Regions from separate parts of the Mus musculus genome. Here region 2 is linked to region 1. The links are chromatin loops, found by intact Hi-C in ENCODE. Cell type or tissue: gastrocnemius. All regions are shown on one strand. Each heading gives the region's core, and the rest is flanking DNA. Links, peaks and the distances in the headings are about the cores only.

Region 1 (12,359 bases), core at 1,516-9,515:
GGGCTAGGAGTCTGGCTGACTGTAGGAAAGGGAGCTCAGGCTTCAGGAGAGGCTGTAAGGGAGAGGAAAGGTGAGACTACGAGGAATGGTGGAAGTTTCGGGTATCTCTCTGCCCCTCTCACCAGTGCTCCCCTCAAAGCCTGATGTAGCCCAGGGAGACGAAGCCGGAGAAAATCCATCCTGCAGGTCTCTGTGTGTCCAGAAAGCTCACAATGACCATCCGTCCCCACCCACGAAGTCCTCCCCAGCACCCAAGACACTTCCTCTTCCCCTGACTCTCCCTGACAAATCTCCACCCCAGGCCCTGTGCACCTCCCCCCTGCTCATGGATGACTTCATGACAGGCAGGGGGATGGCTTAACAGTGTCCAGGTGACTCAGACTCGGGTGCACATCTGGAACTAAAGGGCAGAGGATCGGGCCAGAAAGGGGAAAGGGAAAAAAAAAGTGGAAACAGGAGACCTCAGAATTGGGTATGGGGGAGGGGGCATTCGGCAAGTGCAGCCTGAGTGACTCAGGTCTTGTATTCGCACCTCAGCCATTTCCGCCTCCTCCAAGCCACAGCCTTCAGTGAGAGGAAGCTAGGGTTTGTGGTTCCTGATTTATTTGGGGGAGAAGCTGTAGAAGTGAGGATAAGGCCACTGGAAGTTCTGGGTTCCCATTTTCAACGCCATTAAGATTTTTCTGGGGATGAAAGGTCTGGATTGGTGCTCAATGCCCACACCCTCACCTATGGTTATTCTTGTACTGTGGTCATGTGTCCTCACAGCTTACTGTGAGTTCCTTAAGGACAGAGGCTGCAGAATTTCTAGAGACTCGTTTGGGTAGGAGGATCCTTTTTCTCACTGTTTGAGTGATCTAGGAAGAACACCACAGGAGGGCATATTTCAAACGGCAAATCTTAATGACAGGTGGTTGAAAAGACCCGGGAGAAGTGGGCAGAGGCTGCTGGAATCCATAGCAGAGGAATAGGCTTGATGAAGAATGGTCAAGATGCTGCCCTGCCATCGAGTGGAAGGTAAGGGAAGGACTCCTTATTTGGAACTGTGAGGTGACACATTCCAACTATCCTCTCAGCCTCATTCTCCTAACTTCCAATTAGGACAAACGGCTGACATCACAGACCAGGAAAAACACCCATAGCAGCTTTCTCAGTGAACTTAGCACCTTTGCTCTATTTCTTACTGCTGAGTCTCTGAAGTCAGCTAAAAGTCTAGCCTCTGTTGCACAGTGGGGCGGAGGGACCTTGGTTTTCTCTTGTAAAACCAGGGGTTGGACAACTTTCGTGGTATTTGTTGTTCTAGGATAGTAAGGCAAAGGGGATTTAACCGTAACATCGTGAATATTGCCACAGATAATTCATAGAATGCTGTTTTGTGGGTGTTTATTTTTAATCGATCTACTCTCAGCTACTTCCCAGATGCTTATTATAGGTCTTTACAATAGGTCTGTAAGGACAACAGATAACACTTGAGGCTGGTCGCCTTTGCGCTCAAGCAGAACTTGTCCTTGGGACGTTGGGTGGGGTAGTGGGACATCCGCAGCAAAGTAGCCATAATTGTTTCAGGCAAGTAAGAGCTGCAGGAAAGAAGCTGAAGCCTTCCGCGCCATGACTAGTACTGGCAGATTTGGTCGGCGTCTAGAGCGCCGCTTTTCATGGCTCTACTTGTGGCTCCCTTCGACTCCAATTCAAAATCAGTGCTTCCAGCGTTCTCTCGAACTCTCCTTCTTTTATTCTCCGAAGTTTGAGAAGTCCAAAGGCGAAAAAGAGAAAAAAGGACCCGGAAGTAAGAAGCAACCCTCAAGCACGTGATGGAAGGCTCACGGGTACTGTCACGTGACCCCCAACCTGCTCGTCTACCTTGCGGAGAGTTCAGCTGCTCTTAAAGGTACAGGCCTGGGGGCGGGGGCTTTGCTTTAGAGGGGCAGGGGGCGGGGTCAGGCGGGTGGGGCGTGGGTGAACACGAGCTGGAGATCTGGGGATCCTTCGACGGACATGTCGTGTATAGCAGACAGCGGAACCTGGGACTGACCGCGGGGCATTGATCCTTCGCACCCACCTGTCCCAGACTTTAATCTGTTTTCTTGAAGCTAGCTCGGAACACACGCTGACTTTGGGCCCTTTGGGGGACCCGAACTCAATGTTATGGGAAGTTCTGCGGGCTCGTGGAGGCGCCTTGAGGATTCTGAGAGTGAGTGCTCTCATCGGTTGCCTTGGGAATGACCACCTCTGCCCGCGGCTCTCCCGAGGAGTTGGGATGCTGGCCCTGCCCCCTCAACACCATGCGGGATAGGCGGGGCCTTCGTGTACCCGAGTGAGTGGGGGGTCATGCTTTCTCTACCTCCCAGGGGAGGAGACCGACTCAGAGCCCCAGGCCCCTCGGTTGGATAGTCGGAGTGTCCTTTGGAAGAATGCAGTGGGTTTCTGGTAAGTGGTCTGAGAGTTGTGCAAAAGTAAAATGCCAGCTGGGCGTGGTGGCACACGCCTTTAATCCCAGCATTTGGGAGGCAGAGGCAGGCGGATTTCTGAGTTCGAGGCCAGCCTGGTCTACAGAGTGAGTTCCAGGACAGCCAGGGCTACACAGAGAAACCCTGTCTCGAAAAACAAACAAACAAACAAACAAACAAAGTAAAGTGCGATTGGAGCAAAGATGAGAGCCAAGTTGTGAAAAGCAGTTGAATACACAGATACTTAATCAACTGTGAACTTTCCAAGTTCCATTAAATTCCCACCTTCACCTATTGATCAGATCTTAGTATCTGTAGAGTTATTTATTAAATGTTTTCCTCCAGCTAACTTTGTTTTTTTTCCTCTTCCTTCCTTTCTTTCTTTCTTTCTTTCTTCCTCTTCCTCCTCCTCCTCTTCCTCTTCTTTTTCTTCTTTTTTTTGGAAAGGTCTTTAAACCCTACAAGCAGTAAGGGCTTACTTTGACCTTTCTAATCCTGCTTTTGCCTTCCAGGTGCTGCAGTTACAGGCCCTACTGTAGCACAATGCCCAGAACACCCATTGTTTCTGTTTGCAGTGCAGGGTATTAAAAGCAGGTCCTTCCCGGGCTCACGCACTGTTGTACAAGTGAGCTCTGTCTCCAGCCAATTTGCTTTTGCCAAGTTCTGAGCACAGCTCTGGGAGATGAAAATAAGAACAATATGCCCTGCTATTATTTTGGTTCCCTTGAGATCAGCAGGTGAAAATTTGTCTCCGTTTTGCACAGGAATACGCTAGATATTTGCATTGTACCACAGTGTTTCCGTTGATGAGAAATGCCCAGGGATCAGAATCTTAGTGTAAGCGTGGGAGAAATAGTGCTTAGGAGGACTTGGCACTTGGCCATGAGCTGGTCTAATCTCAAGGCCTGTTTTGATAGTGGAGAAGGAAAAAAAAAAGGTGTATCTTTAAGGACTGTAAGTGGATAGAAAGCCAGACAGTGAAGATGTGTCCTCATTTCTAGGATCTTGGGTCTTTGCAACAATTTCTCATATGTGGTGATGCTGAGCGCTGCCCATGACATCCTCAAGCAGGAGCAGGCGTCTGGAAACCAGAGCCATGTAAGTAAGCCCCTCTTCACCACCACCATAGGTCAGTAAGTGAGCCCCTCTGTACCACTACCATAGGTCAGTCCGCATGGGGAATACTAAGAACCCACTCAGGGCCAGAGGACCCCTGAAAAACTCCTAGAGTAGCTCTGGGTGGGATTGGGGAGCTAAAGGTCTTAGTCTCCCACATCCTCATGGCAGGAGGGATCTTAAAGAGAGCAACGGGTACCAGGTTGGTGAACTCACATAACTGGCTGGGTAAGACCTTATTTTGTGGTGTGTTTTGTCATTGTACCCTGTTGACATTTGAGGTCAGGTGACTGTTGTGAGTCTGTCCTGCATGTTGTAGATGTTTAGTAGCATCCCATGCCCCTTGTCAACCAAAAGTGACAGCCAAAAATGTCTCCAGATGTTACAAATGCTCCTGCCAGGTAACATTACCCAGGTGGAGAGCCTTTGGCGGCAGTGAGCTAGAGCACGCAGGCCCTAAGAGGCGCAGCCTCCACTTTGCAGGTTCACTAGGAAATTTGACCCAAGCTGATATTTTCCAGAAACCCAGATTTCTATATGAATGCTCTTAAACATGGTGCATCCATCTTGGGGGGCTGTCTTTGGCCTCTGGCCCAAAGTTTGAGATGCTTATAAACACTCTCTTCATTGTGGACATTGAAAAACTAAGGCCCCCTAGAAGCCTTGCCTACCCACAGCCATTTGTGAAGTTAGGACAGAACTGGACCTGGGCCTTGGTTAGCCTCCTGCCGCTTTGTCGGAAAGACCCTCTTCTCTCCCATAGGTGGAACCAGGCCCAACACCCACACCCCACAACAGCTCATCTCGATTTGACTGCAACTCCATCTCCACAGCTGTGAGTGTCCATGTGGGGACCCCACGATCCTTGCCTTTGCAATCTCGTTTCCCCACCCCCACCCCCATCCAGTTGGGAATGTTGGGATTGCAGTGATGAATATAAATATGTAAATAGTAATTATTAGTTCAGGTGCCCCCCTTCCCCCAGCTTTGTGAGTGAAACACTGTAAGTTTCCCTCTTTGGATGAGGAAACTGAAGGTCAGAGTGTATAAATATGCCCTGACAGCCATTTGAGGAGCCCCAGAGCAGGGAATGAATGGAGATCTATCTAACTCCAGAGCCTAACTTACAGCAGGTCTCACTGGCCGGCTCCCCGGCTGGGTTGGGAAGGTTGTCTCCGGGAAGGTCTAGGCTCTCACTGTGTTCTCCTGTCTCAGGCGGTGCTCCTAGCAGACATCCTTCCCACCCTTGTCATCAAACTCCTGGCGCCTCTTGGCCTTCACTTGCTGCCTTACAGGTCTGGGTCGGGGTGGCAGGAGGGAGGCAGGGTGGGAGGAAGCGGGAGTCTGGAGAGTCTCGCATGGAGGTGGCCTTCTGAGTTCCTCCTCATCTCTTCTCAGCCCCCGGGTGCTCGTCAGTGGAGTTTGTTCTGCTGGGAGCTTTGTTCTGGTTGCCTTCTCTCAGTCAGTGGGGTTAAGCCTGTGTGGTGAGTACGAAGCTGGGAGAGGTTGATGGACTCAACAGAGTGATGTGCTGTAGTCTCCCCAGCTTCCTGTGTGTGTGTGTGTGTGTGTGTGTGTGTGTGTGTGTGTGTGTGTGTGAGAGAGAGAGAGAGAGAGAGAGAGAGAGACACACACTTGGGAGATTGTGAATTTGAGATTAGTTGGGGCCACATAGTGAATTCAAGCCTATCCTAAGCTGCACAGCAAAACCCTATCTCAAAAAACAAAGACAAAAAAAAACCAAAAAAACAAGGAGAGGGCCAGTCCAGGCTGATTTACATAGCAAGTTCCAGGCCAGCCTGGACTACATCCCCGAGACTTTGTCTCAAAGACAAACCTCCTAGAGCTTCCCTAACCAGAAGTGAGCTCTAGGAACAATTGGAGGGTGTCAATAGGAAGGAATGGGGAGACTGAGTATAGGTGGGGATGAGCAGGGTTGAATAATTGGGAATTATTAACTGAATGAAGATGGGGGTACAGTCTCGGAGAGGACATGTGGAGGAGGGTGTGGCTTTTCAGATGAGACCCTAGCCTGTCTGTTCAGTGACAGATCTGTTCTTAGCCCTGCTGAGCTGATGGAGTTGAGGCTGTAAACAAACCACCGGGGACTGCGGCTTTCAGTTAAAGGTCACTGTTTGCTGTTTGTCCTCCCAGGAGTGGTTTTGGCCAGCATCTCCTCAGGGCTAGGGGAGGTCACCTTCCTCTCACTGACTGCCTTCTACCCCAGGTAAGCGGCCTGGGCCAGGAGGACTGGGAGACGAGTGCCCCCTGCTGGCTTCCATCTTCCTCAGTGCTCTTGTCTTCTTTTCAGTGCTGTGATCTCATGGTGGTCTTCGGGTACCGGGGGTGCAGGGCTTCTTGGATCGCTGTCTTACCTGGGACTCACCCAGGCTGGCCTCTCCCCGCAGCACACCCTACTTTCTATGTTGGGGATCCCTGTTCTGCTGCTAGCCAGGTGAGTGTCCTTAGGCCCAAAGGATGAAAGATGGAAGGAGGAGCTTGATGCTAATCCAATCTTCAGAGCTCTTCAGCCTTGTTGTGAAGGGGTGTGGACTCTGGACTCTCGACACCCCTCAGGTGGAATCTCAGAGTGGGGCTGTGTTAGCTGTGCGACTCTGGACAACTTCATTCCTGACCTTCAGTTGTCTCTGTCTCAGGCTGGTTCTGTCTCATCCGCACAGGTCGGCTCCTGAGACTGGGGCTGGGACTGAGTGCACCCCGGTTTATTTCTTCTGTGTGTATTTGTATATTTTAGAAAACATTATTAAGCCAGGTGTAGTGGTACATGCCTTTCATCCCAGCACTCTGGAGGCATCATGTTATAGCTTAGGGCTATTGTGGGGTATCCACCAGAAAGACGGCTCAGACATGGGTTTAAACCCAGTGGAAAGCCGATTAGTCACCTGGTAACTACACACTGCATGTTCAGTGGCATTTCCATTGGAGTCAGTTGTCCTAAGGTCCGGTGGCCTGTTACAAGGCTATCTTGAAGAAAAGGAGTCAGTATGTGTGTAATGCTGAACACCCACAGTCCTGGCTCTTGGGAGGTGATGGAAAAGGCTCATGTGTTTGAAGCCTACCTGGGATACACGTGGAGACCCTGGCTCAAAAGCTAACTGAGATAATTGAACATATGGCAAATGCCTCTAATCCAAGCCCTCAGGAGGCAGGAGGATCTCTGTGAGTTTGGGGTCAGCCTGGTCTACATCTTGAGCTCCAGGCCAGCCAGAGCTGCATAGTTAAGACCCTGTCTCAAAAAAAAAAAAAAAGAAAGAAAGAAATAAAGCAATCCCATGATCATACAGACCCTGGGTAAACTCAGTCACAACACGAAACAAAAAGACACTGAGTATGAGAAAGGGACCTGTGATGTGGGAAAGGTCACAGGGTGTGGGGACCCGAGGGGGTGGGGAGAGTCACCAGAGGGCAGTATATATGTGAATAAAAATGTCAAGAAACACATTTAGTAAGAATCTCTGTGAAGTGGTGAATAGATGAGAAGTACTGAGAACAGGGAAACGAGCAGGTGCTGTGACTGAGTCAAATGAGGTCCCTGGGTAGAAACAAAGAAGCTTTTCCAGCACAGGGTACCTAGAGGCTGGGAGCACCCCATGCAAGTGTGAAGGGCCTGGAGGGGCGGGCCTGCAGGACCTCTGGGGCCTTTCCCGACAAGAGCCCCCTGACTCGCTTCTCCATTCCATCCCAGCTATTTCTTGTTGCTCACGTCTCCTGAACCCCTGGACCCTGGAGGGGAAAACGAGGCAGAGACTGCTGCCCGGCAGCCTCTCATAGGCACCGAGACCCCAGAGTCAAAGCCAGGTAGGATGCAAAGGCCCTCCCATCCCAGGGCCACTTTCCGCCTTGGGGTTTTGGTCTCAACAGTGGACACAGTTGAGGGAAACAGGCTGCTAGGTGTACAGGTCTGGGTCAAAGCAGTCATGTATACTTACTAACTACTGACTGGATGCCAGACATTCCGATTGCTGGGAATGGTAGTGCTCCAGATGAAGGAATGAGAGCATTTTCACAGGACATAAAACTGCGATGGGGCCCAGAGGGGTGGCGCACACCTTGAATCCCAACACTCCGGAGGCAGCCACAATCAGATCTCTATGATTTCAAGGCCGGTTGGGCTACATAGTAAGACCCTGCACAGACCCAGAAAGTAACGGTTAAGGAAATGGGGTGGGGATGGCTAAGGGAGCTGCTTTACAGGAGGTTCCAAGTGTGGGGGTTTTGTTGTTGTTTTGTTTTTTCTTCAAGTTTTTGCTTATTGGTTTTTAAATAGTCTCTCTGTATAGCCCTAGCTGGCCTAGAAATCACTGTGTACTCTCGAATGGCCTCAACCTCACAAATCCACCTGCCTCTGCCTCTCAAATGCTAGGAGTAAACGCATATGCCACCATACACCTGGCTAGGATTTATTTTTCTATTTATTGATGTGTATGTGTATTTGTGAACTTATACCGCGGATGACCAGCAGAGGGCATCAGATGCCTTGGAGTTGCAGTTACAGGCAGTTGGGAGCTGGCCGATGTTGCCAGGATTCAAACGTGGACCCCCTCATGGTTGAGCAACCAGTGCTCGCTCGCTCTTTCTTTCCTTTTCTCTCTTTCTTTCTTTCTTTCTTTCTTTCTTTCTTTCTTTCTTTCTTTCTTTCTTTCTTTCTTTCTTTCTTTCTTTCTTCCTTCCTTCCTTCCTTCCTTTCTTTCTTTCTTTCTTTCGGATTTATTTATTTATTTAATGTATATGAGCACAATGTAGTTGTCTTCAGACACACCAGAAGAGGGCAAGAGGGCATCAGATCTCATAACAGATGGTTGTGAGCCACCATGTGGTTGCTGGGAATTGAACTCAGGACCTCTGGAAGAGCAGTCAGTGCTCTTAACCACTGAGCCATCTCTCCAGCCCCTCTTTCTTTTTTTTTTATTGTTTGTTTGTTTTGTTTTTGTTTTGTTTTTTGTTTTTTTGTTGTTGTTGTTGAGGCAGAGCTTCTCTGTGTAGCTCTGGCTGTCCTGGAACTCACTCTCTAGACCAGAAGTCAAAAATTCTCCTGCCTCTGCTTTCCATGCGCTGGGATTCAGGGCGTGTGCCGCCACTTAACCCCAAGCCACCTCTCCAACTCTGAGAAAGGCTCTACTTATTTATTTAATTTTGTAATTATTTGTTTGTTTGTTTGCTTGCTTTTCGAGGAAGGGTTTCTCTGTGTAGCCCTGGCTGTCCTGGAACTCACACTGTATGTAATCCAGGCTGCCCTCAAACTTTCAGAGATCCACCTGCCTCAGCCTCCCAAGTGGGGATTAAAGGCATGCGCCACCACTGCCCAGCGATTTGTCTATTTTTATTTTATGTGCATTGGTGTTTTGCCTGTGTGCATGTCTATGGGAGGGTGTTGGATCCCCTGGAACTGGAGTTACAGACAGTTGTGAGCTGCCACGTGGGTGCTGGGAATTGAGGTCCGCTGGAAGAGCAGCCATTACTCTTAACCACTGAGCCATCTCTTGAGCCCCCGAGAGAACCCCCAACAACAAACCTTTTATTTTTGAGAATGGAGCTGTCTGGGCAAGAGCGTGTGCACAAGTGTGAGGTCTGACGTTCTGAGGATTGAGCTCTGCTCATTCAGACTCGGCAGTGAGTGCCCTCATCCACCGAGCATCCATCAGCCCAAGACAGCCTTTTGAAGGATATCTCTGGGCTGAAACTTGGCTGTCAAGGTGTCAGCTTTGCAAATGCCTAGGTGATCATGTTCCAGGCACAGGAAACAGCTCAGGGTGAGGCCTTATGTGAGAAAAGGAGCCTGGTTGTTCTAGAAATGAAAGGCTTAGCCAGAGTCTGGGATGGAGTCGGTAGATAAAAGCTGTACCCTGATCTATAGTCTTGCTCATTAAAAAAAAAAAAAAAAAGTTTTATAAGTATATGTGTGTATATACATATGTATACAGCGCGAAGTTTACCATTTTAGCGACTACTAAGTGTGCACTAAGTGGCATTTAAATCCACACACTGCTGTGCTGGCTGGTTGCTTGCTGCATGCTGGCACCTTAGCTAAGCGTTCAGCGTGCAACCTCCTCCCCTTCCCCCTGCTCTGTAGGTGCCAGCTGGGACCTCTCCCTCCAGGAAAGGTGGACAGTGTTCAAGGTTTGAATGGTGGCTGCGGGTGCCCCGTGAGGATCCTCTGCCTCTTGCCTTCCACTTACATCTCCCGACTCTTCCAGGGTCTCTTGTGGTACATCATCCCTCTGGTGCTGGTCTACTTTGCAGAATACTTTATCAACCAGGGACTTGTGAGTGAGGGGCGCCGGGGAGGGATGTGGGAGGAGAGATAGGGCTGAGGTTCCGCCATCTCCATCTGTCTGGTCTTCGCTGCAGTTCGAGCTCCTGTTTTTCCGGAACACTTCCCTAAGCCATGCTCAGCAGTACCGATGGTGAGAGAAGTTGGCAGGTGGGCAGTAGGCTGGGAGGATCCCTGATGTTGGGGTCCTGGGGTTGACCCCAAAAAGTGCCCTGAGAGCCTCTTCCTCTTCTCTGCCCCAACCTTAGGTACCAGATGCTATACCAGGCTGGTGTGTTCGCCTCCCGCTCTTCTCTCCAATGTTGCCGAATACGGTTCACCTGGGTCCTAGCCCTGCTCCAGGTACTGAGTGCTGCCCTGTTTGTTCACACCCACCTCGGCCTCCTGAGTTTCTTACATTAGTGTACTCCAGCGTTCCTAAGTACAGCACTAAAGGCCAGCTGGACTCCATATAAAATGTGTGGTGGCACCAGGAGGAACCAGTCATACTTGTGGGTAAATTCCAGTTTCTGTTCTCAAGAGCTGTGTGACTCAGAGCAGTCTCTGAACCTCTATTGAGCCTCAGTTTTCCTATCAGGAAGTCAGATGGGGTGGAGCAGGATTGTGCACCTAGCCTGTCTGAGGCTGTGGGTCCCATCCCTAGTACTGCAAAAATTAAAATATTTAATAGCTGTGGGCAACACCTATTTCTCAGTGTTTGTATAGCAATGTTGAGAAAAAAAAGGAAGAACAAGATATTGTTTTGATTTATTTTGGTTTTGTTCTTGTCTGCTTTATTTTTTTTTCTTTGTTTGTTTTTAAGGTAGGGTCTCACTGTGTAGTCCTGGGTGGCCTGGAATCCGATATGTAGACTAGGCTAGCCTGAAGCTCACAGATCTGCTTCATGAATGCGGGCGTTGAGGGCCTGTGCCTCGTGCCTGGCCGTCGTGCTTTGTTCTCACAGTCGTTCTGACTGCACCTGGGGCCTTGTTCCTGCTGGTCCATGCTGATTGTTACGAAACTTCTTAAGCCCTCAAGCTTGCTTTCATTTACTTACTTATTTACTTTAAAGATTTGTTTGTTTATATATAAACAAACTGTAGCTGTGTTCAGACACACCAGAAGAGGGCATCAGCTAGCCGGGCGTGGTGGCGCACGCCTTTAATCCCAGCACTCGGGAGGCAGAGGCAGGCGGATTTCTGAGTTCGAGGCCAGCCTGGTCTGAAAAGTGAGCTCCAGGACAGCCAGGGCTACACAGAGAAACCCTGTCTCGAACCCCCCCCCAAAAAAAAAAAACAAAAAAAAACAAAAAAAAAAAACAGAAGAGGGCATCAGATCCCATCATAGATGGTTGTGAGCCACCATGTGGTTGCTGGGAATCGAACTCAGGACCTCTGGCAGAGCAGTCAGTGCTCTTAACCGCTGAGCCATCGCTCTAGCCCTATTTATTTATTTTATACAATTTAAATAAACACACTTATATTTATATTTATTTATTGGTGGGAGGGAGACACTTGCCAAGCCGTGTGTATGGAGGTCAGAGGACAGCGTGCAGGATTGGTTCCCTTCTTCAACGTGTGGGTTCTGGTGATCAAACTCAGGTCATACAGGCAAGTACCTGTAGCTGAGCCATCTCTTCAGCCCAAACAGGGTTTCTCTGTATAGCCCTGGCTGTCCTGGAACTCACTCTGTGGACCAGGCTGGCCTCGAACTCAGAAATCTGCCTGCCTCTGCCTCCCAAGTGCTGGGTTTAAAGGCGTGCGCCACCACTGCCCAGCTCAGCCCAAACTTTTTATTTGGAGGCAAAGTCTTCAAAGCTGGCCTTGAACCTACATCTGAGGCCCACATAAGCCTTGACCATTGTTTAGTTTATATATACACAAACCTTTGTCTATGTGTATATATGTGAACCACCTGTGTGCCTGGTGCCCATGGAGGCCAGAGAGGGTATCAGATCCCTGGAACTGGAACTACAGATAGGTGTGGACCGCCCTGTGGGTGCTGTGGAAGAACAGCGGGTGCCTTTAACTACTGAGCCATCTTTCCAGTCCAAAATTTTGTACTCTTGACATTTGCAGCTAGATCATTCTGATGTGTTACTTGCTGTAGGTGTTTAGCAGTATCCCTAGCTGGTGAGACGGCAAGTAGGTCTCCAGACATTGTCAAATGACCCATTGATTTCAGTGCAGTAATTAGGGGAGAACAGGTGATGTTCAGGGGGTCCTTGGGTGCTGAGGATAGGACTCTGGTAGAGCATTTGCCTCTGAATCACAAGCTCTCGTGTTAGCTCTGCAGTGTATGTGTGTGTGTGTGTGTGTGTGTGTGTGTGTGTGTGTGTGTGTGTTTGTGTGTGTGATACACATGGTAGGGGTGTCTAGGTGTTAGGATTCATGCCATTAAAAAAGAAACAAAAAGGCAAGAAGGAGAGGAGGTGACTGATGACCACAGTGGAATGACCCTGGTCCAACTGAGAGCTCACCAGTGATGGGAAGTTGAGGAACATTACAGGCTAAGAGTGACAGGGA
Region 2 (12,359 bases), core at 2,983-10,982, 92 kb after region 1:
CAGGATAGCGTGCTGTCCCATAGTGTGAGATGGCACTGTCAGTCTGGGCAGGAGCAGTTAGTTGGACTGCTTTGGGAAAAACAGTGACATCTCCAGGGCTGAGTGATGAAGGCTGCTTATTGATTCTGACAAGTTACTTTAGGTCTTACTATTTGGTGTGTTGGGTGTGTGAGGGTTAGGATTATGAGCTCCAAGGAATCAGCTGACGTGGCTTTAACTGATGTACTCATGGGGCTTCGAGATTTCACACAACCACTTAGAGCTCTCTTAGTTTGTGAATGTCCATCTTGTGATTTGCTATGAAGCGCTTAGGGAAAGTGTAGGATATATTTGACACAGGTGGATTTAAAAAGGCTGAAGTGGGATTACAGAAATATCTCCTCTTGTCTCTTACAGAACAAATCTACCAGTACTCCAACTTCACCAGGGCCCCGTACTCATTCAACACCTTCTATACCGGTGCTGACAGCAGGCCAGAGTGGGCTCTACAGTCCCCAGTACATCTCATATATACCTCAGATCCACATGGGACCAGCTGTACAGGTAGGAGAGAGTGAGCCCAAGAAAAGTGCTGATTGTCCAGCTCAGGCTGTTCTGAGCACCTGCTGAGCCCCAGATCTTTCTCAGGCGCCTCAGATGTATCCATATCCTGTATCCAATTCCGTGCCTGGGCAGCAGGGCAAGTACCGGGGTGCAAAAGGTGAGCAGGGTTGGGAAGAAGAGCTGGGACTGCCTAGTACCTTTTGGCTAACGCTGCTTGAGCTTTGTACTGTTTACTCTCCACCCACAGGCTCACTTCCTCCTCAGCGCTCTGACCAACACCAACCAGCCTCAGCCCCTCCAATGATGCAGGCTGCTGCTGCTGCTGCTGGCCCACCCCTGGTGGCTGCCACACCCTATTCCTCCTACATCCCCTACAACCCACAGCAGTTCCCAGGCCAGCCTGCCATGATGCAGCCCATGGCACACTACCCTTCACAGGTAACGAACACCTGAAATCCAACCTGATGGGGGGAAGCAGGGTTATTTTGAGTAGTGGTGGCTGTGGGGTTGGCAGTGTCCACTTGAATTCCTGTAACAGGACATTGAACCTTTGCTCTCGGGTTTTCCCTCTGAATTAAGGTGGTTACTGTCTTTAAAACCACTACTGAGGCTCATGCTCCTATGCACATGGAAGCTGACAGGACGTTCCAAGCAGGTCTGCTTAGCATTTTGTTTTGTTTCTTTAGCCGGTGTTCGCCCCTATGCTTCAAAGTAATCCACGAATGTTGACATCGGGAAGCCATCCCCAGGCCATCGTGTCGTCCTCCACTCCTCAGTACCCTGCTGCAGAGCAGCCTACCCCCCAAGCCCTCTATGGTGAGTTGTGGTGCCCACTTTGTCACCAGGATATATGTATCCATTTGGTGTGCTCAGCACTCGGTCTCCCTTCTTTCCTGCTGCAGCCACTGTTCACCAATCCTATCCACACCATGCCACGCAGCTCCATGGCCACCAGCCGCAGCCGGCCACCACACCTACTGGGAGCCAGCCACAATCCCAGCATGCGGCCCCCAGTCCCGTTCAGGTGCCTGAATGTGGGGTTTGGTTGGGAGGTCTGAGTGGTTGACCCAGGAATGGGTGGCTGGAAGAGGGCTTGAAAAGAGCTGGGTCATTCTCCAGTAGAGAAGTGGCATGAGCGAGCTTGTGCTTTGTCTGCATAGCAGAATGGGTGGCACTCATACCTCACTTCTACTCTGGCAGCACCAGGCGGGGCAGGCCCCTCACCTGGGCAGTGGACAGCCACAGCAGAATCTGTACCATCCAGGGGCCCTAACAGGCACGCCACCTTCTCTACCACCGGGACCTTCTGCCCAGTCCCCTCAAAGCAGCTTCCCCCAGCCAGCTGCTGTGTATGCCATCCATCCCCACCAGCAGCTGCCCCACGGCTTCACCAACATGGCCCATGTTACCCAGGTAGGAACCCAGGGGTTTAGTGTTTCTGTGTCTTTGCCAGAGAATGAACTGAGCTGTTGTAGGGTAGTTGTGTACCTGTTCCACTTTGCAGTGCTGCTTTGATAAGGGATCTCAGAACCTCTCGTTGAGCTGGGGGGCACTGAAACTAATTCTCTTCTACAGGCCCATGTCCAAACTGGAGTCACAGCAGCCCCGCCCCCACACCCTGGGGCTCCCCACCCGCCCCAGGTGATGCTGCTGCACCCCCCCCAGGGCCATGGGGGGCCCCCCCAAGGCGCGGTGCCCCCGAGTGGGGTGCCTGCACTCTCAGCTTCCACACCCTCACCCTACCCCTACATCGGACACCCCCAAGGTGAGCAGCCTGGCCAGGCGCCTGGATTTCCAGGAGGAGCCGATGACAGGATTCGTGAGTTCTCGTTAGCTGGGGGAATTTGGCATGGAAGAGCTGAGGGGCTGCAGGTGGGGCAGGATGCACGGGTTCTGGGTGGGGATTGAGGGGTCTTGGAGGCAGGGCTGTCCCAGAGGGCGCCCGCCGACCCACACCTGTCTGTGAAGTATGTAGGGTGGGCAGAAGCCACAGTCGCCGCCGCCAGGGGCTTGCTCCTGGCTCTGTCCTTTGCTTCCCTCCGTCCTCGCTCAGTTGTGATCCAGCAGCCCCCCTCCCCACTGCCTCCCCAGCTCTCAGTGACCCCGACTGTCTCCTGACTTAGCCGAGGTAAGGTCAGCGCAGCAGACAGGGCCAGACTGGGGCGTGGGGGGCTGAGCTGGGCAACTGAGTAAGGGCTCTGGCCTACTGGGAAACAGCGATTGACCTGTGCTTCTGACAGTCCCCTGAGACTCCTCGAGGAGGCCGCTCCTCCCCACACCCCTCACCCCCTGGACGCATTGACAGAGGGACAGCTGCTCGGGTTCTAATGCTCCTGCTCTCTCTCTTTCCCCTCCAACCAGTTCAATCTCATCCCTCCCAGCAGCTCCCCTTCCACCCCCCGGGGAACTGAAGATTGTCCTGGCCGCGACCTGAGACCTCCATGAGTGGAGGGAAGAGTGATCTATGTCTCTTCCCCCCAGCAGCTGGGACCAGTCCTAGCCCCGTCCCCAACCCCTTTCCCTTGGGGAGTTGGGGGAATTCCTGCCAAGCACCTTGAATGGGAGGGGTCCTTCAAGTGGGCCGGGCTGGGGTCCAACGGGGGTGGGGGAGGTTCCTGCTCTGCCCCAGCTGGGTCCTACCCAGTCTTGTCCTCCCATCCTCTCATCTATTCCCCCCCGCCCCCTGGAGACGGAAGATCTTTTATTTTCTATTATTTATAACCTCAGACTTGGGCCCCCTGTTCTTCTCCATTAACTTGAGTGTTCTGTGTGAGACCAACAGACAGATGCCTCAAGGACTTTTACTTTTTATTACATAAAAAAATTAAAAAAAAATAAAATAAAAAAATAAAATTTTAAACTAACTTAACCTGCCTATGGGTTTGATTCTTAAAAGTAAATTTCCCCTTCCATAGGAGATAGTTTGGAGTTTTGTAATCTGAGCCTGCCAAGGACTTGGGTAGTCCTTAGTGGGCTGTAGGACCTTTGGGCCATAATACAGAGAACATGTGCTGTGTTGAGGGCAGAGAAAAGCCCCCAGAATTTGGGCATGACAGTATTGGGTGAGAGAAAGGGACAAAGTAAGGCTGATACTGCCCTCAGGACACATGGCACAGGGAAGCAGGGGAAACTGGAAAGCCACAAGGTGTTCACTATGTGGAGAAGTGGAGGGTACTGCTAGCTATTCCTGTCCTTAAACACTCATGGGAAGATTCTATTTTGTCACTTTTGGGTAGGTACCTCAAAATTTTTATGACATCAGTAGTTGCCCTAGATGATTCTGTGGTTTTCCCATATATCCTATCAGCTTCTTACAGGCCACAATGCCTAGCTAGCTATGGTTTGGGTTTTTTTTTTTTGGTGGGGGTTGGTTGTTGCATATTTGGTACCAGGAATTGAGCCCAGGAAGCTAGGCAAATGTTCTACCACTGAGATGAACTCAAAAGTCTTTGCTTGGAAGCAGTGTTGACCAAGCACACAATACAAGTGATACAAGTCTGCTAAGGTTAAGTTTGTACTTAACACAAAAGCCAGCCATTAACCTAGTGGACACAGAAGAGCAAAAGAAACGATTAGCACCTGAGCTGAGCCCATGGTGCCTCCAAATGATAACCAAACTTGTCCCCAATCTGGGAACACAACAGTTGTATTTTGCTGTAAAGTCACACAAAGCTCACTGAATTGGGTACTTTTTCTCAAGTTGTCTAAGAACTGACAATGGCTTTGAGCCTGAGCTTGCCTGCCCTGTATGCCAGAAATGGATGTGACGCTAGGGAAACTCAAATGGCTTTGCAGTACTCAAATCCAGCGCTCCTCCACATCCACACAGAAGACACAAGACAAGCTGAGTTATCCATGGGACAGTTTTATTTGCCTCCCTCTCCTGACAGGCCACTCATTGTGAGCAGGAGAAATGTCCAGAGGTGTACTCTGCCTGGATACAGCCTGTGTCCACAGTGGGAACGCTGACCAGGGCAGCCTTATGCCCACAGTGGGAATGCTGACCAGGGCAGCCTTATGCCCACAGTGGGAACGCTGACCAGGGCAGCCTGAAGCTCAATAACCTGAGCAGAAGTCCAGACTCAGCTCCACTTGATGTTCTTGTCCTCCTCAGTCATGGCTGGTACATCAGTAACAAGGCCAGTGCCAATGGTCTTGTTGCCATCCCTCAAGGTGAAACGTTGGCCTTTCTCTAAGATCATGGGCTGCCGCAAGATTAGACTAAGCTTCAAGTCCTCTCCAGGCATGGCAAGTTCCTAATAGAAGGAGAAGCGCAAGGCAATCAGGATACCTTCACTGTGTACCTTCAACCGCTGACACCCATGGGGCTCAAAATCATGGGAAAGCTCAACAGGTTGAAGAATCTGGGACGTTTCATTTAGTTGCTAGGCACACGCAAACAGCATGGAAAAAGTAAAGGGACCATAATCGGGAATTTGGTATTACGCAGTTTTAGTCAACAGGATTTTCCTGAGCCCTTCTTGTGTTTGAGACAGGATTTCGCTGTGTACCCCTAACTGCCCTGGAACTAGCTCTGTATACTAACTACACCAGCCTTGAACTCAAGAGATTCACATGCCTCTGCCTTCCAGCTGCTAAGATTAAAGTCATGGGCTACCACAGCCCAGTTCTATTCCTTTTATATCCCCCCCAGCCTCAACATACCTTCCCTGGAGGCAAGATGACTCGACAGGCCATGTCCCAGGTCAGGGAGAACATGACGGGCATGAAATGAGATACAAAGGGTTTGTGGCGGCCACCTTCCTCCTTGCTGAGGATATAAACCTAGAGGAGAGAAGCAGTAAGGATGGAATGGCTTAGCTACAAGTCCTGCTTCTAAGCAAGGGAAACCACTCAGCACTGGAGCCCTCACCTGGGCCTCCACCTTCTGGTGGGGTTGGATGGAGCCTGGCTTGACCATGACCAAGCCACGCCTCAAATCTTCGCGCTTTAAGCCTCGGACCAGAGCACCCAGGTTATCCCCTGCCTCAGCCCTCTCCAGGCTCTTGTGGAACATCTCAATGCCTACAAGGAAGAAGACAGGAGAGAAGAGGGTCTGAGGCAGAATGAAGGTATAAGAGCTACATGGGAAGGGACCATTCTGACCACGTCCTTGGATCTGAAATCTTCTCATACCTGTCACCACAGTGCGGATGTTCTTGTTATGTCCCAGCAACTCACACTCATCTCCTTTCTTCAAAATGCCACGCTCTAATGTACCTGTCACCACTGTGCCCCGGCCTGGAAAGAAACAGGATGGGTTATTGGTCACCCAGGGTCAGATGACCCCTATGAGGAGTGGTGTACGTGAGCACGGGCCTCACCAGGAATAGAGTAGACTGACTCTACAGGGAGCAGGAAGGGCTTGTCCAGGTCCCGGGTGGGCACTGGGATGTAGGTGTCCACAGCATCCAGGAGCTTCTGCACTGACTTCACGCCTAGCTCAGGGTCACGTTGCTGTTGGAGACATGACAAGACCTTGAAACTTCTGTTCCTATCACAGGATGCTAAGTTTCCAGGTACAGAGCAAAGCTCTACCCCGTCCTCTACCAACAGGAGCCTGTGCTGTGCTCACCTCAAGGGCACAGAGAGCCGAGCCTACGATGACTGGAGTTTCCTCTCCTTTATAGCCAAACTCGGTGAGCAGCTCCCGGATCTCCAGCTCGACTAACTCCACCATCTCTGAGTCCTGGACAGCGTCTGCCTTGTTCACGTACACCACAACATGTTCTACCCCAATCTGCAGGCAAGACAAGAGACTGAGCAACTCTCCTGAGCCATCTGACGTCTCACGGATGTCCATCCCACTCAGACCCCAGTACCTGTTTAGCTAGCAGTAAGTGCTCTCGGGTCTGGGGCATGGGGCCATCATTAGCTGCCACCACCAGGATACAGCCATCCAGGGGGGCAGTGCCTGTGATCATATTCTGGGTGGAAGAGGAAGAAGGTCAGCTTAGTTCAGGGACCTCTTCAACATGCATCCTCTAATGAGAAGTAGCTGTGAAGATCTCCATCTCTCTGCCATGTCTTCACCACCCACAGCCACAAATCCTTGTTCTTATATTCAAACACCGCCACTATTTTATAACCTCCCCCCCTCACACCTCCACTGAACGGAAGCAGGTGCTGGCTGTCCCCAGCAACCCTCACCTTAACATAATCTGCATGACCAGGACAGTCTGTGTGGGCATAGTGTCGGGCAGCAGTGCTATACTCCACATGGGCTGCATTGATGGTGATGCCCCGAGCTCGCTCCTCTGGGGCATTGTCTATCTCCTCGTACTTCTTGAACTTAGCTCCACCTCCCTCGGCTAGAACTACCGGAGGAAGAGAACACACCTCTCAACTCAGGGTCAGAGCTACAGACAAGGCTCGGGGCACACGCCTGAACCCCTCATACAGAAACAATCTGGAAGGATAAATCTCTGTTAAATCTCAATTCTAGGAAATCTCAAATGTAATTCTAGGAAAGATAACTTTGTAAGACAGTGAGAGAATTTCCTAAGGTGTGTGCTCATCACAGACGCTTCCAATTCTTCGCTGACAGCATCTCTTTACAGACCACTCTACACTGGATGGAAACCATTCACAGTTTTCATTTTATGCCTCACAGAGCTCTTCCTGTACAGGGAAACCTGTCTCCTGCATCTTCCCACCAGCCTTCGTCCCAAGTGTCTCTTGGAGCCATGCTAAAGTTCAGCGGACTACAAGACACCCACCCTACGCTCTAGTTCTGACTCTTCCAGCTGACAGGACATTGCCCGACGCCTCCAACCCAACCCAACCCTACTCACTTTTCGTGATGGCTGCAGTCAGGGTGGTCTTGCCATGGTCCACATGTCCGATGGTACCCACATTCACATGGGGCTTGTCGCGTACATAAGTCTTCTTGGCCTCCACAGCTAGGCCGCGACACAAGAAGGGTGATGCGGGAGCCTTCAGCGGCCGCAGCCGACCTTGCAGAAATGGGGTCGGGCTGGCGCAGAGACCTGCGGGGAAAGGCACTTGGGAGTCAGGGATCCGAACCCAGCTACCCTCCGCGCCCCTCGCAACTCCGGGCTGCCTGCGTCCAACCCGCCCCCTCACCGCTGAAGCGGGGCGTCGCTCGCAATAGAGTGGCTGCCGCCATTGTGGTAGTACTCGGTGACCGGGACCGGGAACTAGGCACCCGGGGCCCGCGCGTGCAGGGAAGGACGGGCACTTGGGACTGCAGATCACTTCCGGCGGAAATGAGGGTCCGGACAGCGAGTTTAGGAGCCTCTAGCAGACAGTTTCTATGGCCACGGCCACTGATATCCGGGCATGGAGCGGAAGAGGGGGTTTCTGGTGTCTCGCGGGGGACGATGGGGAATTTCCACAGTTCAGCCTGAGGGGGCCGCTTTAGGAGGAAAATGCGGAGCGCCCCATAATGCACGAGCGCCCCCGAAGGCTTATGGGTGTTGTGGTTTCCAGGGCAGCGGGCTTGGGTCAGTTTGTGACAGGCTTTAGCTTCGCCTGGGTTCGGTCCAGAGAGAAGATCTCCCAGCCTGTAAGAGGCAAAATTAACGAGAGTCAGGGATGGAGTCCCGGGAGTTCCAGTCCTTGGCCATTAAATAACTGCCCCCATATCTCTTGCAGGGATCCTGTGCTTTCTAACATTTTGAAGTCAAACCCTCCTCCCCCAATAGTCCTTTGGACGCTTGACAAGCAGTTTTCTTTCCTTTTTCTTCCTTCTTCCCCACTACCTTCCGAGACAGGGTCTCCTTGGCTGGCCTATGTAGACCAGGCTGGTCTTCCAGCTCTAGAGAAATCTCCTGTCTCAGTGCTGGGATTAAAGGAAGTTTTTTTTTTACTGTTAGTTGAATCTTTTGTATACCCAGCAAATGTTTGTTCCCTAATGAATAAGTGGTTTTTGTTTTTGTTTTTTTTTAAGATTTATTTATTCTATGTAAGTACACTGTAGCTGTCTTCAGACACACCAGAAGAGGACATCAGATCTCATTACGGATGGTTGTGAGCCACCATGTGGTTGCTGGGATTTGAACTCAGGACCTTTGGGAGAGCAGTCAGTGCTCTAAACCACAGAGCCATCTCTCCAGCCCCCTAATGAATAAGTGTAAGTATAGTAATGACTTTTAACTGTCACATTCATCTTTTCGCACAGCTTCTTCAACTCTCACAAATAATAGAAGCTTCTTAACTCTGTCTTTCTTTCTGAAATTTACCCTATCAGCTTAATTGACAGTATCTTTTCCAAATGCTGTAGATTCCCTCATTCCATCCCTAGAGAGATGTCTAGGCACAAGCAAGCTACATCACATCTCTTCTAAAAATCAAGTGGAAGGAGATACAGGTACACACTTGTGACCCCAGCACTTAAGACACTGCAGCAGGAAGTCCAGTCCTAAGGCCTGAGCACAGATTGAAACTCTGAAAAGGTAAAGATAAAGGACAATAGAGTGTTACTGGAATCTTGTGCTAGACTCCCCTCAGTCTTTGTGATTTTTTTTTTTTTTTTTTTATCTAACGAATCCAGGCTGGGCAGTGGTGGCACAGGCCTTTTTAATCCTAGCACTTGGGAGGCAGAGGCAGGAGGATTTCTGAGTTCGAGGCCACCCTGGTCTACAAAGTGAGTTCCAGGACAGCCAGGGCTACACAGAGAAACCCTGCCTCGAAAAAAACCAAAAACCAAAACCAAAAAAAAAAAGGGGGGGGAGAGAAGAAATGAGGCAGTTTTACAGGGAGCAGGTTGTAGAAAGAGACCAAGCTAGACACAGTGAAGACAGAAGGAGCCAGAGAGTGAGAAGGAGCCAGAAGTCCAGAACAGATTGCCAGAGTGTTAGTTTGAGGCCAAGCAGAACAATTCAGGAGAAACTGAGAAAAGCCAGAGTGAATCAGTCAGCTTGATGAGGAGTCTGAGCCAGAACTGTTAAGTTGAACTAGCCAGCCAGACTTCAGAGAGAGCTATGAAGAGGTGAGTTTATTCATCAGTAAGTAAGCCTCAGAGGTTGAAGGCACTAGGCCTAGATAAGACTGTACAGAGGCTAGACACTTCCAGGACTAGGTTTAAACCCAGCGTGGGGGCAGCATGGAATCCCAGCACTCGGGGTCAAGGTTCAAGGTCATCCTCCACCTCTTGGGTTTTTTTTTTAATTTATCTATTTTTATTTATATGAGTCCACTGTAGCTGTCTTCAGACACACACCAGAAGAGTGCATTGGATTCCATTACAGATGGTTATGAGCCACCATGTGGTTGCTGGAATTGAACTCAGGACCTCTGGAAGAGCAGTCAGTGCTCTTAACCTCTGAGCCATCTCTCCAGCCCATCCTCCATATCTTGTAAAGCAAAGACCAGTTTAGAATATGAGACCCTGCCTCAAAAAAATTCCAAGGAAACTGGGTAGTCATGGCGCACGCCTTTAATCCCAGCACTTGGGAGGCAGAGGCAGGCGGATTTCTGAGTTCGAGGCCAGCCTGGTCTACAGAGTGAGTTCCAGGACAGCCAGGGCTACACAGAGAAACCCTCTTTTGAAAAACAAAACAAAACAAAAACCCAAACAACTAAAAAAGATGCAAGGAAGGAACACACAAAACAGAGTCTGGTTTGTCAGTGTCTCAGATTGCCTGAGTCTTATATCTGCAGCTTTAATACTAAATAGAACTCTAGACCTGGGTTTGCATTGATTTTGCTATAGACTTAGAGCAATTTGGTGCTGGGCCAATTGTGGAGAGCTTTTGGGGCTGCTTCTAGAAACTTGGCAGGAATCTGATTGGGGGCTAGAACAAAGAAGTGGGCTTCAGGCAAGACTTTGACTTTGGACTAGGACAGGGAAGTAGGCTCAGATATCTTGGTCATCCTGAGAAGCCCCTTGAAACACTGATCACAGTATTTAGTTTATTGCCTTGCTTGTTCCTTAACCTAGAACTGACCTTATTATCTGCATGGAATTAAAATGATATAAAAGCAGACTGGGAAAAATATAAACCTGCTTCAGCCTCAGAACTGACTGGAGTCATGTTACAGTGTTGTCTAATTGTCTGTTTTCTTTTTAATCCTCCCTCCTTCGCTGGAGACCCTGTTGACTGAGTTGGTTTAGTCAGCCGATGGCTGAAGTCCCAGCACTTGGCATAGCACTGACGGGCAGGAGCACACTCGACAGACAGGAACAAGAAGGTGGAAAGTGGCTGGGCAGTAGTGGTGCACGCCTTTAATCCCAGCACTTGGGAGGCAGAGGCAGGCGGATTTCTGAGTTCGCAGCCAGCCTGGTCTACAGAGTGAGTTCCAGGTCAGCCAGGGCTACACAGAGACAGCCTGCCTTGGGGGGTGAGGGGGTAAGAAGGTGGAAAGTTCAATGCCACCCTCTGTTATATAGGGAATTTGAGACTGATGTAGGATGCAGGAAATCCTGCCTCAAGAAAGCCAATGAAAAGGTGAGGGCCTGGTGAGATATCTCAGTGAGTAAAGATGATTCCACCAAGCCTGATGACCTGGGTTCAATTCCTGAGGCCCATGTGGTTGGATGGAGAGAACCAAATTCCACAGTTGATTTTCACATGAGCATCATTGTATGCGCGCACGCACACGCGTGCACACACACACACACACACACACATGTAAGTAAATAAATGAATAAACTAAAACTTTTTTTTAAAGCAATTGATATCTCTCTCTCCCTTTTTTTTTTAGATTTATTTATTTATTTATTACATGTAAGTACACTGTAGCTGTCTTCAGACACCCCAGAAGAGGGAGTCAGATCTCATTACAGATGGTTGTGAGCCACCATGTGGTTGCTGGGATTTGAACTTAGGACCTTTGGAAGAGCAGTCGGGTGCTCTTTACCCACTAAGCCATCTCACCAGCCCCTAAACTAAAACTTTTTAAAAGGTTTTTGTGAGCCAGGCTGGTGAAAGCTTTTAGTCCCAGAACTTGGGAAGCAGAGGCAAGCAAATCTCTGAGTTCAAGGCTGGCCTGGACTACAGAACAAGTTCTGGGACAACCAGGGCTATACAGAGAAACCCTGTTTTGAAAAAATAACAGAAAGTTTTGTGTGTGTGTGTAGAACCATTAACATTTTTGGAAGATGATCTTGAAATGGAATGGCCTTCCATCCCCCACCCCAAACAATTTATTATTTAGCTCTGTGGTAGACACCTGGGTTAATCTCGTTTGCAGTGTGGAAAGGTATTTTTCCTTTTCTCTCGGTGTTTTGTAAGCATCTCCTTTACCTTCTCACTGGCTTAATACAGAACTGAAAGGTCTAAGGCAAAGCAGGAGAGTATAGGCTAGACTTCTGGGCAGAGCTAGGAACTCCTAGAAAGAACTCTGGGCGGGAGATTTGCTAGTCAGTTTCATTACCCAGATGTGGAGGAAGAAGCAGGTACTGGTATTGAGGAGAGGTAGTGAGCCACGTGGTAGAACATAGATTAGTGTAAACGGGTTAATTTAAGATTTAATTTCATTTACGATCTAGTTGGGAACAAGCTCGCTAAATCCAAGCTTTTATAATTAATAAATGGTCTCTGTGTCATTACTTGGGTGGCTGGCAGCTAGAGACAGTCTGGTGATAATTGGTGCATTGAAGATGGAGCTAGAAATCAGAGCTGAGAGCCTGCAAAAGTCGTGGATGGAAGGCTGGGAACAAGTACTTCCTGAAGCAACACGGCTTCCCAGTGACAGTCTCTGAGGTAGGCGCAAGGTGGGATTGGGAAATCCAGAAAGGCTACCGGCTGAGGGTGGTTCCCCTAAAAACCCCTGCTGAGCAGCAAAGCCGGCTGCCAGATAGAGAACAGTGCACTTCCCCTGGCGCGGAGGGGCGGATTGAGCCATGGTCC

The links. Hi-C counts contacts between places; a loop is a spot of excess contacts. Peaks named below come from ENCODE experiments on the same cell type or tissue, not always from the same donor. Only the 100,000 strongest peaks of a DNase experiment are listed, where the experiment ranks them.
Region 2: a loop joins it to region 1, with 2.2 times the contacts of the local background. A loop is called at or near these places in 1 of 42 quality-filtered maps.

Annotation. Positions count from the first base shown.
Region 1 is chr7:126,572,832-126,585,190 of GRCm38, reverse strand. It overlaps Cln3 (ceroid lipofuscinosis, neuronal 3, juvenile (Batten, Spielmeyer-Vogt disease)), which reads left to right. Exons shown (of 18, transcript NM_001146311.2): 2 at 911-1,017; 3 at 1,744-1,888; 4 at 2,095-2,191; 5 at 2,349-2,427; 6 at 3,449-3,545; 7 at 4,327-4,398; 8 at 4,779-4,858; 9 at 4,962-5,047; 10 at 5,718-5,790; 11 at 5,875-6,018; 12 at 7,270-7,382; 13 at 9,655-9,701; 14 at 9,779-9,847; 15 at 9,933-9,988; 1 more. The coding sequence starts at 2,146. It overlaps Mir7059 (microRNA 7059), which reads left to right and starts at 5,659; the gene lies at 5,659-5,717. It overlaps Apobr (apolipoprotein B receptor), which reads right to left and starts at 183. Exons shown (of 4, transcript NM_138310.1): 1 at 123-183. The coding sequence starts at 179. In gastrocnemius, for the core only: CTCF peaks have their summits at 5,835 (motif pointing left) and 8,040 (motif pointing right); DNase peaks (open chromatin) are centred at 1,853, 2,245, 5,846, 8,059 and 1 more place; H3K4me3 peaks cover 1,109 bases; H3K27ac peaks cover 942 bases.
Region 2 is chr7:126,482,761-126,495,119 of GRCm38, reverse strand. It overlaps Tufm (Tu translation elongation factor, mitochondrial), which reads right to left and starts at 7,765. Exons shown (of 10, transcript NM_172745.3): 1 at 7,630-7,765; 2 at 7,338-7,532; 3 at 6,694-6,860; 4 at 6,366-6,470; 5 at 6,119-6,283; 6 at 5,868-6,000; 7 at 5,680-5,784; 8 at 5,417-5,568; 9 at 5,209-5,328; 10 at 4,389-4,799. The coding sequence starts at 7,672. The coding sequence ends at 4,626. It overlaps Atxn2l (ataxin 2-like), which reads left to right. Exons shown (of 22, transcript NM_001361487.1): 16 at 397-543; 17 at 628-700; 18 at 791-981; 19 at 1,230-1,359; 20 at 1,446-1,567; 21 at 1,744-1,956; 22 at 2,119-3,412. The coding sequence ends at 2,451. Gm46001 (a long non-coding RNA gene) reads left to right here and starts at 8,606. Exons shown (of 3, transcript XR_001778288.1): 1 at 8,606-8,638; 2 at 8,789-8,960; 3 at 10,598-10,780. In gastrocnemius, for the core only: a CTCF peak has its summit at 7,955; a DNase peak (open chromatin) is centred at 7,850; H3K4me3 peaks cover 1,996 bases; H3K27ac peaks cover 2,315 bases.